Regions from separate parts of the Homo sapiens genome. Here all the other regions are linked to region 1. Evidence: chromatin contacts called from ENCODE Hi-C or POLR2A ChIA-PET data. All regions are on one chromosome and are shown on one strand. Each heading gives the region's core, a stretch centred on a gene start or an enhancer-like site at or near the end of the contact. The rest is flanking DNA. Distances are from core to core; before and after follow the strand shown. Region 1 has its middle 3.3 kb from the start of TRA-CGC1-1. Region 2 holds the start of LINC01556 (long intergenic non-protein coding RNA 1556). Region 3 holds the start of HCG15 (HLA complex group 15).

Region 1 (3,520 bases), core at 91-2,590:
GGAGCCACAGCGCACAAAGCTTTTCATCTGCAATAGGAGTAAAAGTTGCAATAACAATGGCTACAAGTTGTTAAAGGTTAAACTCTTTCTTGAAAAGCAACAAAAATGCACAGGCTCCCTCTTTTCTCTATTAGCGTGCTCCTTTCTGATCCCCTGCTTTCCTGATCCATGGGGTTGCCCAGGTAAACAGACGTGGTTCTTCACCCAGAACTTGGGCCTAGTGGCAGTAGCTTTCATTTTTTTGGTGGTGACCTACAATTTAGTTTAGTTTACATCGTAATTCAGTCATACATATGTAACAGAAACAAAAGTTGCATGAACTATTCCTTACTCTTAACACACACACTGCATTCTGATTATTTCTGATTCTAGTCTATTCTAACTGAAATTTAACATATCTTTCACTTACTAATACAGGTAACAAACCACAATTGAAAGAGAAGTAACTACGACTCTGTCATCAAGAAAAATCACATATTTTTGGCCGGGGGTGGTGGCTCATGCCTGTAATTCCAGCACTTTGGGAGGCCGAGGCGGGCGGATCACCAGGTCAGGAGATCAAGACCATCCTGGCTAATACGGTGAAACCCCGTCTCTACTAAAAATACAAAAACAAAATTGGTGGCGGGCACCTGTAGTCCCAGCTACTCGGGAGGCTGAGGCAGGAGAATGGCGTGAACCCGGGAGGCGGAGCTTGCAGTGAGCAGAGACCACGCCACTGCACTCCAGCCTAGGCGACAGAGGGAGACTCTGTCTAAAAAAAAAGAAAAGAAAAATCACATATTTTTGTATCACAATACAGTTGTTACAAATACCCAAGACAACTGTTTGAAAATTACAGCAGTCATAAGACGGGTCTTGATGTTTAATATTTAATGCATTAATGAGAAGCACACATTACTCTATGAAATTATTTTAATCGTTTGAAAACTGTTTTGTAGTACAATTGGCTTTCTTTAAAATCCTGTGTATTTTTTAAAAGCTTTTAAAAATACAATTTTGAAAAGGGCTCCATGGGCTTCATGCTGGGGCCAGAGGGCTCCCTGGGAGCTAAAAGATGAAGAAGCCGCGGAAATTCGCCATCTGGGAGGAGACCACCGTCGGGTGCCCGCCATCCCCTTCCGCCGGAACTCCACTAAAGAGGACTAGGTGTTAGCGCTGGCGCGGGAGGCCGGAGCAAGGTCTTTAAAGGTCTAAGGTGAAATTCCGGGTGGGAGCTCAGTCAAGCCTCCCCTACCCAACTGGGAATCAGTGCGCCAACCGGAGCACGCCCCCCAGGCGACACCGAGAGGCGCGGAACTCCCAAGCCTAGAGGGCGTCGGAAGTGCATCCCAGAGCGGAGCAGCCAGAGGGGCGGGGCGTCGCGGCGCTGGGGCCGCGCCCTCGGGTATCCAGAGTACGGCTCTTCCAGGCCATGTTGATGACCCAGGGTGGAAGCCATTGGAGAGTTTTGAGAGAAGAAGGAGGTATTTTTTTTTTTTTTTTTTGAGACGGAGTTCTCACTCTATCTCCCAGGCTGGAGTGCAGTGGCACGATCACGGCTCACCGCAACCGAGGGAGGTACATTTTAGCGGGATTTCTGTGAGAGGCATTCGAACCAGAGCGACTCCATTTTGAGTGAGGGCTAGGAAAACGAGGCCGGGACTTTTGCTGGGCTGCATTCCCAGAAAGTCAGGCATTCCTAGCCTCTAGATGTTTATGGTTAAGGGAACAAATTAATAATGTTTACTAAACAGACCCAGACTTGGGAGTGTCTAGATGTCCCCATATCTGGAGAACAAAGGCATTCCAAATTTTGCTTTAAAGATAATAATATCGATTCTTACAAAATATAATAAGAAAATTAATCCTTTATCACAGACCCTTGTAGCAGAGCACATCTCCCCATACTTACAGGTATGTATCTAGGGTGGACACTTTCCTCCGCGTTTCAGGAACACCCTACTCTGTCTATGGAGTAGCTGTACTTTCACTACTTAACTTTCTTAATAAACCTGCTTTTACTTTGCACTGCGGACTCGCCCTGAATTCTTTCTTGCGGGAGAGCCAAGAACCCTCCCTTGGGGTCTGGATCGGGACCCTTTTTCTGTAACACAACAACTATTGAGAAAAGAAGGTAGTGGTGCAAGAACAGATACAGAAAAATAAGTTTCCCTCCCTCTTCTTTCCAACTCTTCCATGCTCAGTGCCTCAGATGTGAGGGTCAGAAATTTGGTTATTAAAAACTCTAGGCCGGGCGTGGTGGCTCACGCCTGTAATCCCAGCACTTTGGGAGGCCGAGGCGGGTGGATCACGAGGTCAGGAGTTCGAGACCAGCCTGGCAAAAATGGTGAAACCCTGTCTCGACTAAAACAAATACAAAAGATTAGCCAGACATGGTGGCAGGCGCCTGTAATTCCAGCCACTCGGCAGGGTGAGACAAGAGAATCACTTGAACCCGGGAGGCGGAGGTTGCAGTGAGCTGAGATCGCGCTAATGCACTCCAGCCTGGGCGACAAGAGTGAAACTCCGTCTCAAAAAAACAAACAAGCAAACAAAAAAACCTCTAGATCACCCAGGCTGATATATGTCTAAATTTATGTTTGTCTAAATGTAAAGTTAAATGAGAACAATACTACTCAGCTCATAGGGTTTTCGAAATAAAATTTTTCATGTAAATCACTGGGCACACAGTTTGGCAACAACACTTAATAATTCTCTTTTATTATAGTCAGAAACCTGATATAATTTGGTTATTCATCTTAATTTTTTGATCCAACAATAATTTATTGAACATCTACTATGCACCTAAGATGACAGCAAGAGGGGTGAAAAAGAATAAAAGTAAACAACTACTATGCACATCTATATGCACTATCCATATTCTCTTAACATCTTCGTAAATGTTATTATTCTTACTGGAAGCCTTTTCCCCACTCCTTGCTTGACCAGCTCCTTTCTGTTTTCATTTTGCTGGTCATATGTCAACATACTCCAGGAAGTCCTCCCTAAGGCACCTTCATGCCCTGGCATCAGGGTTTGGGTCTCTTGCTGTGTTATAACAGAGAGCACACTACTGTATGGTGACCTATCTCTCTATCCCATTCAACTTTTTTTTTTTTTTTTTTTTTTTTTGAGATGGAGTTTCACTCTGTCGCCCAGGCTGGAGTGCAGTGGCGCCATCTCGGCTCTCTGCAACCTCCGCCTCCCCGGTTCAAGCGATTCTCCTGCCTCAGCCTCTTGAGTAGCTGGGACTGCAGGGATGCGCCACCACGCCTGGCTAATATTTTGGTATTTTTAGTAGGAGACAGGGTTTCACTATGTTGGTCAGGCTGGTCTCAAACTCTTGACCTCAAATGATCTGCCCGCCTTGGCCTCCCAAAGTGCTGGGATTACAGGTGTGAGCCACTGCACCAGGCTCTCATTCAACTTTGAGCTGAGAACAGGGAATATTTCTTTTATCTTTGATCCTAATCTGTTGTCAGGCATAAAGTGCAGATAAATGTTTGCTGTTTATCAAATAAAATGGATTGGGAATAGT
Region 2 (3,597 bases), core at 124-2,623, 2.4 Mb before region 1:
GAATGTTATTGGTGGCAACCTGGTGGTAAGCCATTCCAGAAGAATGGTAAAAGATAACCAAGTCAGTAATTGATAATTAGATTCTATACCTTCCACACCCCTAGTACAACCCTCCACCCACTTTTTCTTATCTCAGCACTCTAAAACTGGCAAGTTTCTTGACTCTGGTGTTGTTAAAACAAAGACAATTGCCAAGCATATCTGAAAAACATTTGAAAATGCTACCAGCTCTATCTCCAATTGGTATGCAGGGCGGGAGGGGAGATGAGAATTTTGGAGAATTTAATTCTTAGTGAAAATCACTGTTTTGTAACTGAACATGGTTCTATTAAACAGCAATTACCCGTTCTGTTCCATCAAAGCAATGTCCTTAGATTTTTTTTTCCCTTACCAGACATATTGTACACTTTTCTATAGAGAAAGCAGAGAAAGAACAACGTTTTGTCAACTTCCTTTGTTGTCTTACTCATTTTGGATCAAGAAGAAGTAAAATGGCAAAACAGACGCCTTGCCCCCTCTGAGGTTCGAACTCAGGACCTTCAGATTATGAGACTGACGCGCTGCCTACTGCGCTAAGGAGGCAACTGTCTCTCCCGCTTAACCAACGGCTCTACCAAGATGATTATGAGGCATTTTAATAAGGTTTTACGTTCTCTGAATTACAGTGTTTCAAAATAAGGCGTAACTATGATTCAATTCACTTCTAAAACACTTTGGATGACAAAACTACGTAGTACAAGGCAGGGGCCAATTCCTAAACCAACCTCGTTCTCCCACAGACCTTCCTAAGGAAACTTTAAGGGCTGCGAAGGCAATTGAGTCTGGACTTTGCGAAAGGCCTTCCTGTACGGGGCCCTGGATTTCTCATCTCATTTCTGGGCCAGGAACGAGGAGTCTTTCCCTCTATGATTAGGGCTTTCGTAGATGTACCGCCTCTGAAACGAAGACAAGACAAATAATAATGAGTTCACTCTTTTCCTCCCTTGTGAAGTTCCGTGGAGACACTCGGTCCCCTGAAGTGGATGAAGGGCGAGGGGAGGAGGTCTCAGGATTTTTCCTCGCTTTTCTTAGAAGCAACAGGCTCAAACCAAACGGTTGGCCTTGCTTACTCCTGAAGTCGAGAGGCTTACTCCCTGGAATCCAAGTGGATGTGGAGCCCATGGCGTCCTCTGGCGCTCTCGGTCTCTTCGACCCCTTTTTACTGTGTTGATGATAAATGGGGCAGGATTCCCCTCCTGCACCACCTGCAGCATCCTGTCCAGGATCCATCTGGGAGCTGAGAAGAAGCAAAGTGTCAGGGATCGGGGGTTCTCGGGCTATGCTGAGAAGCAAGGAATGCTGAAGAAGGGGCCTGAGGGAAGGGCTTATGGTGATGTGGGAATGGGAATGAAAGGACTGGAAAGGGGCGACAGTCACTTGGGTGAAACTGAAAGCGGCGACGCACCCTGTGGGTGGTAGCGTGGCCGAGCGGTCTAAGGCGCTGGATTAAGGCTCCAGTCTCTTCGGGGGCGTGGGTTCGAATCCCACCGCTGCCAGTGTGAGGTATTTTTTTTTTCCCCCTCGTCATTCTGACCCAGTAAAGTTCCATTTTCAAGCCTTGTGTGGGCAGTTCTCACAGCTTCCTAAGTGAGACAGGTTCCTCTTCTGTTTTCCTAGGGGCCACAGATAACACCCATATGTACAGTCCCACAAACGGTGCCCAAATGTTTCTCGATTTAGGGGCTCAGACATCTCGTCCCCTAGTTATTCCCTTCAGTGGCCTTCATGTGTTTTCATTCACTTTGCGAAATTTGTGAACCAACCAAGGGCAATCCTAAGGAAAAAGTACAACCTTCTTAACTCCAGACTCAAGAATAAATAAGCCACGCACGCTCATCTGCCCTATTTTCCATTGTCTTCTCCAAGGGATAAATGTGCTAAGGCTGAAAAAACAAACGAACCAACAAAAGAAACAGTCACCAGACACCTAGAGCCTTTCCCGCTTCACCTATCCTCAGAGAGCAGTTTAAGGTCCTTAGTTGAACACAGTTGAAGAGTTAGCTTTTGAGATTCTGTTATCTTCTTAAACAGTAAACATTTTTTTCTTTTTTTTTTTTAAGAAATAAGGTGGAGGCTCATAGAATAGAAAGAATAACACCTGTTTTAGGGAAGAAGGACTTGATCCGTTATTTACCTGGATCTGGGGTAGTTTAGACCATCTTTTAAGGCTAGGAGACTCGAGGAGATAGAATGGAGAGTTTTTGTGTGCAGGGAGGTGGGTAGATGCTTAGGAGCACTTTACAGTCGCCTAGGCAGAAGTCTTCTAATTTCACTGCTTCCTTCCTCACCTTCCAAAAGATGTATCCAATACATACTAATTGAGCAGATATTTTGTAACAGGCACCTTGCTTGAAAGGATGAATGCCAGCAAATGATTCCAGGGTTCCTTAGCAATTTAGTCTTGAGAGACTAGAGAGGCACATTAAGCATAGTTGACAAATAATTAATATTAAGATTGACTAAAGTAGTAATTTATATCTGAGTATTTCTTCCAGACACGCTACGTATATATGTGGTCTATTTGTTATATGTTGTTCTCACAATTACTAGATAAATAACCATGTTATCTTAATAAAGTTAAGATTTGAAAAAATGAATTACTACATCCAGCACTATAACATCCTAGTTTGGTCATCCATACTAAAGGACACCTATATGTTGGGTCATCTGGACGCTAAGATGTCCACCTGGGAGCTGGGACCTGGAAAGGCAAAAGAAGATAGGAGGAGGAGGAGAAATAATTATTCCCTTTTGAACTTGTAAAATTTAGCCTAGCAAGTGAAGGCAAAAAAGAAGTCTAAAGTCTCCCAAAAGTCTAAGCTGGGCTGTCCCACTGAGTATTCATTCATTCATTCATTCATTCATTCACTCATCCTTTCATTTATGCATTCATGCAACAAGCATTGGTTGAGCTTCTACAAAGTAGCAGACCGTGGGCTATCAAAGACTACTGAGACTCAGCCCTGCACTTAAGGCATTTTGGAGGAATGCGGGAGACAGATTTTAAAAATTTAAGCCCATGGTTACAACTGAGGGGCAGTGCCAAGATACTCGGAGGTTGTTCTAGAGGCATCTGTAGGTATCGTACAATGAATAAATAAGACTGTAGAAAGTAGATAGTATATTTTTTCTTTTCTCTCTTTTCTCCCTTTCAAACCGTGAGACTAAAATTCAATTCACCTTTTCGTGGGCTGGAAACGAAAGAAAATAAAAATCTCCAGGAATAACCATATTCCCAGATCAGTATACTGCCCTGCCCCGAAGGATGGAAAGAAATCTGGGAGAAAGGCGCGGTGGAAACAGTGTGTGAGCCCTACCCCTCCCATCCCTGCGTTTGGCCATCCAAAACAAAAAAACTGCCCCTGCAAAATTACTTTAAATCAATTAGTAAGTAGAAGACAAGAGAGACCCCAGGTGGATCGAGTATCCATTTTTTGTTAAGTAGGGTTCCATGGTGTAATGGTTAGCACTCTGGACTCTGAATCCAGCGATCCGAGTTCAAATCTCGGTGGAACCTTTCATTTCTCTCCTTTTGCCTTGTTTCCGATAACCTTGAGC
Region 3 (3,221 bases), core at 229-2,728, 2.4 Mb before region 1:
GAGGGAAGACTGAGAATCCTGAAGGGGTCAGGAATGAGAAGGACAAAGGAGAAAGAAAAGAGTAGGACGGCTTCTCCCACGGATCAATCGCGTAGGTGGTGGTGGTCCCTGACAGCTGCAGCTGCCTGATCACTGCTGGATCTGTGATTCTAAAATTCTGAGCAGTAACGAGCCCAAGCGTGCACCTGAGGAAAGAGTAAGGGCACACAAAGTCAGAACAAAGTATGTATGTATTTGAGCCAGGGCCTCGCTCTGCCACGATCAGAGCTCATTGCGGCCTCGAACTTCTGGGCTCAAGAGATCCTCCCGCCTCAACCTCCGAGCAGCTGGAACTACACGTACACGTGACCGCGCCTAGTTTTTCTTTCTTTTCTTTCTCTTTCTTTTCCTTTCTCTCTCTCTCTCTCTTCCCCCCGCCCACCCCCCCCCCTTTTTGGTAGAAACGGGGGTCTCGCTTTTTTGTCCTGGCTGATCTCGAAATCCGAGGCTTCAAGCGACCCTCCCGCCTCCGCCAGAGGAAGAATGTAAACGGGACAGGAATGTGTCTCTGCTCCCCCGCCCTGGCGAGGGACTTGCTAGTATCCTCTATCCAACTGCTGGCTGAATGTGTTCTCTCTAGGAATCGAGGAGGACTGCCTTTCTCGCTGGTTCTATTTCAGTCCCGATCCCACAGCTTCAGTCCAACCGGTTTGCTTTGTTTGATAGGCTGGGCATGAGAGTGAGATTTGGAGCTATCCTCACAGATTCCTGGAAGTTGAACAGATCTCTGATGAGTCCTCTCTTTAGAACTAAACTGATTCCCCCAGGACCTACCAACTTGAGGAATTTTCTGGGAAGCACTTAGGTACCTGTACGGACTTGTCAACAACTGCCATACGTAAGAGACTCTAATTCCAGCTTTACTGTGCATGACCAGAAAGCTTGAAATTGAAATCTTGATGCCATCCCATAGTTAACCGAGATTTTCCAGGTTTATATATAGTTCAGAATTCAAAGTTCTGAAAATCTAAGAGCTTTCACAACTCTGCGCTTTTGCTTCTCCTGAGACGCTTGTCCTGGAATGCTGGTTTCCATTTTGTTCCCTAATAAAAATCTTGTTCATTCTTCAAAGCCCACTTCAAATAGGGTCTTCCCCACCCCACCTCCAAATCTCCCTCTCTCTCTCACATACACACACCCCATTGTATTTTTCCACACTTCATTTTAGCAGGTAACTCTGTGCCCAATAGAAAATTTACTCACTTGGCGGGGCGCGGTAGCTCACGCCTGTAATCTCAGCACTTTGGGAGGCCGAGGCGGGCGGATCACCAGGTCAGGAGATCGAGACCATCCTGGCTAACACGGTGAAACCCCGTCTCTACTAAAAATACAAAAAATTAGCCGGGCGTGGTGGCGGGCGCCGGTAGGCCCAGCTACCTGGAGGCTGAAACAGGAGAATGGCGTGAACCCAGGATGCAGAGCTTGCAGTGAGCCGAGATGGCGCCACTCCACTCCAGCCTGGGCGACAGAGCGAGACTCTGTCTAAAAAAAAAAAAAAAAAAAAAAAAAAGGAAAACTTACTCACAGTATCTGTCTCCTTCATTCCCCAAGTACGGTGAGAAGAATGATGATGATGATAATATTAATAACACGGATTTGGATAATTGGCTGACTGCTTTTGTGTATTATGTTATTGACTCATCGCAACTTTATATAGTAAATACTGTAATACTTTTATTCCCATTTTACAGTTGAGAAAATTGGGATTTGGGGGGTGTTAAGAGGTGAGATTTCTGTCTTGGTCATTTTTCATTTTCCATAGTGACTAGTGTAGTACAAGCCTACTGGCTCTGAATATTTGCAGATTGATTCCTTGACCCTAGCTGTTGACTTTTTTTTTTTTTTTTTTTTTTTTTAGTAGTCTTTCACATTCTCTTTCCTCCTCTTGTCTTGATGCATATTTTGGTTTTGTTATATTTTTTCGACGTTCTCTCTGAGCTGACGAGTAAACGGTAGCAAGTCTGGTGAATAAACAGAACCTACCGTGCCAAAATTAGGGAATTTTTTTTCCTATGGACAATGAATAATAGCTCAGATGAGAAGGAAAGAAACTGGTAGCATTCGAAGAAGAGTTCTTTTTCTCTAATCCAATTAGCTTTATGTGGAAAATGAAAGAAAAGAAAAGAAAAGAAAAAAAGAGGCATTAATCAAGATAAGTTAAGCCAGACAGTTCCTTTCACAGGGGTCCCAACCAGACTGTTTTCTGAAAGCAGAGGCATAAAAACTAATGAAGCAAGAGATTCTTGCTGCACATAGAGGAGACAACGTGTGATATCACGAAAAGAGGGTGCTTTTCAAGAACTGATCACCAGCAGGCCTAGAGGGTTGAATTCCTATGAAACATTAGATTAAAAGGCTTCCGTATATACAGGAATTTTACAAACCATATTACTTTTATGTCTATGTCAAAATAAGATTTCTTAGTCAAATTGATCTTATGTATGTGTCAAAGTTTATTAATTCAAGGACAGAACTGACAAGATGACAAAAGAGTGTCCCATCTCAAGGAAGTTTTGGAAACTGTGAATATATGGAGCCAGGGAAGAGAAGAGAAAGTGCAATTAATTAGAAAAAGTCCTGCTTCATTTAACTGGATCATAACAACATCACATCCTGGCTGGAAGCGGTGGCTCACGCCTGTAATCCCAGCACTTCGGGAGGCTGAGGCGGGTGGGTCTCTTGAGATCAGGAGTTCGAGACCAGCCTGGCCAACATGGTGAAACCGCGTCTCTACTAAAAATACAAAAATTAACCTGGAGTGGTGGCACGTGCCTTTAATCCCAGCTACTCGGGAGGCCGAGACAGGAGAATTGTTTGAACCCGGGAAACGGAGGTTGCAGTGAGCTGAGATCGGGCCACTGCACTCCAGCCTGGGCGACAAAGAGAGACTCCATTTCAAAAAACAAACAAAAAATCACATATTCCATTTGTTGGTGAAATAAGATCAGGAGCACCACGATCTTTGTTTGGAAACTTGTAGAGAAGTCATACGTGCCCCAAACTCTTAGCAGATATAAGAAAGAAATAATAAGCAATAGCTGCTCTTTAGACAGACCAAGAAACAAAGATTCATGCCCCGATATTGTCAGACAGGAACCAGTTAGCACAGGGTCACCAAACCTTGTCAGGAGAGAAACAAAAAGTCTGCTTTTTCTCCAGTAGCTCTCGGTAAATTTACCAAA

Evidence for each region. A loop is a pair of places that touch in the nucleus more often than their neighbours do. ChIA-PET counts read pairs that join two places held with the same protein, here RNA polymerase II (POLR2A). Pooled maps may share reads with other maps.
Region 2: a loop to region 1 is called in a map of naive thymus-derived CD4-positive, alpha-beta T cell, with 5 times the contacts of the local background. The contact joins the promoter of LINC01556 here to the enhancer-like site in region 1. A Hi-C loop is called at or near these places in 3 of 168 maps with a recorded cell type or tissue (HepG2, endothelial cell of umbilical vein and naive thymus-derived CD4-positive, alpha-beta T cell), 8 of 37 single-sample maps with no recorded cell type and 16 of 50 pooled maps.
Region 3: a map of endothelial cell of umbilical vein shows a loop between it and region 1 (4-fold over the local background). The contact joins the promoter of HCG15 here to the enhancer-like site in region 1. A Hi-C loop is called at or near these places in 2 of 168 maps with a recorded cell type or tissue (endothelial cell of umbilical vein and head of caudate nucleus), 2 of 37 single-sample maps with no recorded cell type and 12 of 50 pooled maps. POLR2A ChIA-PET finds 5 or more read pairs at or near these places in 1 of 52 experiments (naive thymus-derived CD4-positive, alpha-beta T cell).

Annotation. Positions count from the first base shown.
Region 1 is chr6:26,548,436-26,551,955 of GRCh38, reverse strand. No RefSeq gene overlaps it. Among named protein-coding and RNA genes, the nearest start is that of TRA-CGC1-1, 3.3 kb to the left of the region's middle. RefSeq lists enhancers at 1,038-1,087, 1,072-1,606, 1,866-2,820. Within about 2 kb of position 1,340, at least 11 of the 41 ENCODE cell types and tissues checked have a DNase peak (open chromatin) inside an H3K27ac peak, as active enhancers do.
Region 2 is chr6:28,941,560-28,945,156 of GRCh38, reverse strand. LINC01556 (long intergenic non-protein coding RNA 1556) reads right to left here and starts at 1,373. Exons shown (of 1, transcript NR_103538.1): 1 at 619-1,373. It overlaps TRL-AAG2-2 (tRNA-Leu (anticodon AAG) 2-2), which reads left to right and starts at 1,454; the gene lies at 1,454-1,535. TRM-CAT3-1 (tRNA-Met (anticodon CAT) 3-1) reads right to left here and starts at 582; the gene lies at 510-582. TRQ-CTG1-3 (tRNA-Gln (anticodon CTG) 1-3) reads left to right here and starts at 3,485; the gene lies at 3,485-3,556. RefSeq lists an enhancer at 3,189-3,597.
Region 3 is chr6:28,983,006-28,986,226 of GRCh38, reverse strand. It overlaps HCG15 (HLA complex group 15), which reads right to left and starts at 1,478. Exons shown (of 3, transcript NR_135289.2): 1 at 1,243-1,478.